Regions from separate parts of the Homo sapiens genome. Here region 1 is linked to region 2. The links are chromatin loops, found by intact Hi-C in ENCODE. Cell type or tissue: HCT116. All regions are shown on one strand.

Region 1 (2,500 bases), 120 kb after region 2:
TGACATCAGTACAATAGGACCAGTGTCCTTATAAGAAAAGGAAGAGATGCCAGGGGTACACATGCACAGGACAACTATGTGAGGATGCAGGAAGAAGGTGGCCATCTGCAAGCCAAGGAGAGAGGCCTCAGGAAAAACCAACCCTGCTGGCACCTTGACCTTGGACTTCCAGCTTCCAGAACTTTGAGAAAATAAATTTCTGTTGTTTAAGCCACCCAGTGTGTGGTATTTTGTTATGGCAGCCCCAGCAAGCTAATACAGTAAGATAAGAATTATAAGGATTGGCCAAGCGTTGTGGTTCGCACCTGTAATCCCAGCACTTTGGCAAGCTGAGATCAGAGGATTGCTTGAGGCCAGGAGTTCGAGACCAGCCTGAGCAATATAGTGAGACTCCCTTGTCTTTACAAAAAAATTAGCCAGATGTGGTGACATGTGGCATGCACCTGTAGTCCCAGCTACTCAGGAGGCTGAGTCAGGAGGATTGCTTGAGCCCAGGACTTCAAGGCTGCAGTGAGCTATGATTGTGCCACTGAACTCCAGCCTGGATGACAGAGCAAGATCCTATCTTTAAAAAAAAGAAAAAGTATAAGAACTTACTTCCAGGGATTGTTGTGAGAGTTAATTAACAGATATGCAAAGCACATGGCATAGTGCCCAGCACCTAGTAAGTGATCACTAATAGTCACTAATGTTATTATCATTACTGATGAGCAGGCTGAGCTCAAAGCAGAAGGAACTTGCCAAGGCCACAGAGCCAGGAAATAGGAGAACTAGGTCTCAAACTCGGTTCTATCTGATGCCAGGGACACTGTTCTGCTCTGCTACCTTCCTTCCTTCTTCCCTACCTGTAATAGGAGACCCCTAATCCCTATTTGGAGCAGATAGATGGCACACAGTGGGAAGAGCACCAACCCACTGCCACCTTCCAAGTCTGTCTCTTCCCAGTAAGGAATCTTAGCACATGGATTCCAGGTATTATTCTGGGCCTAGATAAAAAAACTAAATGTCCTATCATGGAAGTCTCTTAAGGAGCACCAGAAGACAGGAATGGAAACATTCACTGGCTTAAACACCTGGTTCCTTGGCATTCCCAGAGATGAAGCTAATGTCCTATTGATGCAGGACAGGTGAGCCCCAAAACTGGGGCTTAGCCCAGGAGGGTTCTTGGCTTCACCCAGGAAAGAATTCAAGGGCTAGCCAGTGGTGTTAGATAGCGACTTTTATTGAAGCAGCAGTGTACAGCAGCAGCAGAGGTCCTGCTCCTTGCAGAAGAGGGCTACCTCACAGGCAGTATGCCCAGAGTAGCAACTCAAGGGCAGTTCTGCATTCATGTTTATGCCCATTTTTAATTATATGCAAATTAAGGGGCAGATTATGCAGAAATTTTTAGAAAAAGAGGGGTAACTTCTGGGTTGTTGGGTCATTGCCTTAGAAAGGGGTGGTAACTTCCAGGTGTTGCCGTGGCAATGGCACAGGTGGGCGTGTCTTATGGAAAGGTGCTTTTGCCTCTTCCCTGTTTCAGCTATCCTTCAATCTGGTCCAGAGTCGGAGTCTGCCTCCAGCAACCAGTCCCACTTCCTACCTCACTACTGACTCCAGAGAGTGCCCGAACCTCTGGCTGTCTCATCTTGGCCAGTCAAGTTAGACACAACCACGCCTGTTTCTGTCAGGAATGCTTGAGTCCACCACATAACCAATTCCACTGCAAAAGCTGGGGTTGATTTCTGGCCAGGAGCCCCCAAAGATGTCTTATCCTCAGTTAACCTAAACACACTGTTTGGGCAACTCATACACAAAAATACTACCAAGAGAAACGAGGCATCTGACGAAACCAGATTACTTCTTTATTTTTTTTTTATTTTTTATTTTTTGGAAATGGATTCTTACTCTGTCACCAGGTTTGGATTGCAGTGGTGTGATCTCGGCTCACCACAACCTCCACCTCCCAGGTTAAAGCAATCCTCCCACCTCAGCCTCCCGAGTAGCTGGAATTACAGGCATGCACCACCATGCCTGATTAATTTTTGTATTTTTAGTAGAGACAGGATTTCACCATGTTGGCCAGGCTGGTCTCTAACTCCTGATCTCAAGTGATCCTCCCACCTCATCCTCCCAAAGTGCTGGGATTACAGGTGTGACCCACCACACCCAGCCAAAACCAGACTGCTTCTCGCCATCACATAAGGCCATTCCTGAGAAGGAAATAAGGAGCCCGTCCTCAAATGCCACATAGCCTCTCCTCTCTGAGGGGGGGAACATTAGCACCTCCCAGGAAATCAAGCTTTAGACTAACACAATTCAGCAGGACAGCCAATATGATCGTTGGAGCTGAAGAACTTTTCATCTGATGTGCCTCAATAATCAAGAAAGTCATTGGGTGCAGACAGGAATTCCGTCCCCACCCTGCCATGAAGAATCTCGGCCTCCATTTTTTTAACTGGCAAAGACAAATTGTATATATTTATGATGTACACCATGATGTTCTTAAATATGTATACAT
Region 2 (2,500 bases):
TCAGAAATGCATTTATCTCAGTGAGCAGAGGGGTGATTTTGAATAGAACGGGAGGCAGGTTTGCCCTGAGCAATTCCCCAGCTTGACTTTTCCCTTTAGCTGAGTGATTTTGGGGCCCCAAGATATTTTCCTTTCACATTTCCTCCCTTTTCTTTTTAAAAATATTTTAGACAAAGCATTTTAGAAGAAAATGAGTCTCTAGTCTCAGGTTTCATCTGATTTCTCTTGGCTAGGATGGTTTATTACTATAGGGGTAAGTCCGGAGTTATTAGGAAAGCTCATTTTTAGAAGGTTGTAAAGTCTCATGTCCTGTGAAGAGAAAATAGGGGGAGGAAGGGAGAACACAACAAACAAAAGAACAATCCTGGAAAATCAAGATACAGGCCAGAGTATTCCGAAGTTCACACATCAGCAGATAGGTATGAAAGTGGCTTACGTCTGTAAATATGTAATTATTTTTTTCTGAGGTTTAAGTTGTCTAGCTCCAGTTTGCAGGGCTTTATAAAAGCACAACTTAGTTTTCAGTGATTCCAAATTAGGGAAAATGGGGGGAAAAGAAGGAAAAAATTTAAAATATTATTTTGGAGACTTGTAGCCAAGAAAAATTAGAATTCAGTCCAAACTATAGAAAATAATAAAAATTGAAAAACATTAGGCAAGACTAGAATGCAACAACAGGTGTACTATAGTTTTTGAAGCATAATCTTTCTCCAGTTTCCCATTTTTACTAAAGATGAATCATGGTAAGGGAGGAGACCACCCCTCATATTGTCTTATGCCTAATTTCTGCCTCCAAAGAAAGAAGATGTAAAAACTAAAAGGCAGAAATGAAATCCACAAGCAGGTAGCCTGGTGCCACACCCTGGGCCTGGTAGTTAAAGATCGACTCCTGACCTAATAGGTTATTTGCATAAAAAAGGCACTGTGAAGATCCCTGTCCTATTCTGTTCTGTTCTAATTACTGGTGTATGCAACCCCCAGTCATGTACCCCCTGCTTGCTCAATCCATCACGACCCTCTCACATGGACCCCCTTAGAGTTGTGAGCCCTTAAAAGGGACAAGAATCGCTCACTCGGGGAGCTCAGCTCTTGAGACAGGGGTCTTGCCCATGCTCCCGGCCGAATAAACCCCTTCCTTCTTTAACTCGGTGTCTGAGGGGTTTTTGTCTGCAGCTCTTCCTGCTACAATGGTATGACTGGTTTGCTTTATCATACTTGGCCTAATTTTTTGCATACAGTGCAGCAAGAATCTTCAACTAGTAAATGAAGTGAGTATTGCAAAGACAGCACCCCACCCTCATGGTGACATTTAGTCTTAGGCCAAAGTCAACATCTTATACAGTAGGAGTGGAGAGTGTCAACTCATGAATAATCTGGTTAAGAGGTTAAGGGTTTGTAAGAAAGATAGTTGGCATTTACAAAATATTTCATCCAACAAAAACAGGAAACACATTCTTCTCAAACTCACACAGAACATTCACCAAGACATATTATGTTCTGGGCTAGAAAACACACTTTAACAAATTTCAACAGAGATATGTTATGCAAAGCATGCCCTTTACTACAATGGAATTAAAAAAGAAACCCACAAAAGAAAGATAGCTGGAAAATTCCAAAATATATGGAGATTAAAGAACACACCTCTAAATAACACATGGGGCAAGGAAGAAGTCTCAAGAGAAATTTTAAAATATTTTGGGCCAGGCTCAGTGGCTTACGCCTATAATCCTAGCACTTTGGGAGGCTGAGGCAGATGGATCGCTTGAGCCCAGGAGTTCGAGACCAGACTGGGCCACATGCAGAAACCCCATCTCTACAAAAAATACAAAAATTAGCCAGGCATGGTGGCATGTACCTGTAGTCCCAGCTACTTGGGAGGCTGAGGTGGGAGGATCACCTGAGCCCAGGAGGTCAAGGCTGCAGTGAGCTAAGATTGTGCCACTGCACCCCAGCCTGGGCAACAGAGTGAGACCCTGTCTCAACAAAATAAATAAATATATTTTGAATTAAATTAAAATGAAAAAACAGCCTATCAAAAAGTGTGGGATGTAGTGAAAGTAGTGTTTAGAGGGAAAGTTATAGCATTGAATGCATATATTAGGAGAAGAAAGATCTAACTCAGAGAGGGATGAACAGGTGAGGCATAGGGGATTTTAAGGTAGTGAAACTCTTGCAGGGCAGGGGAGCCCCAAAACTGGGACACCGTCCGGGAAGGCTCTTGGCTTCGTCCAGGAAGGAATTCAAGGGTGAGCTAGAGGAGGAAGAAAAAGGTTTATTGAGGCAGCAGGGTTACAGTTCTGTGACTGTCCCTGCAGAGCAGGGCCACCCCATAGGCAGTGCCTGGAGAGCAGCAGCTCAGGGCACTTCTATAGTCACATTCATACCCACTTTTAAATACGTGCAAATTAAGGGCAGGTTATTCAGAAATTTCTAGAAGAAGGGTGGTAACTGGGTCATTGCCAGGGAATGAGTAAACTGTTCATGGTGCTGGTGCTCATGC

The links. Peaks named below come from ENCODE experiments on the same cell type or tissue, not always from the same donor. Only the 100,000 strongest peaks of a DNase experiment are listed, where the experiment ranks them.
Region 1: it touches region 2 in a loop (24-fold over the local background); 49 of 110 quality-filtered maps call a loop at or near these places.

The regions. Positions count from the first base shown.
Region 1 is chr12:113,025,189-113,027,688 of GRCh38, forward strand. No RefSeq gene overlaps it. Among named protein-coding and RNA genes, the nearest start is that of DTX1, 30 kb to the right of the region's middle. In HCT116, no CTCF peak of the experiment used is centred here; no DNase peak of the experiment used is centred here.
Region 2 is chr12:112,903,401-112,905,900 of GRCh38, forward strand. No RefSeq gene overlaps it. Among named protein-coding and RNA genes, the nearest start is that of OAS1, 2.3 kb to the right of the region's middle. In HCT116, no CTCF peak of the experiment used is centred here; no DNase peak of the experiment used is centred here.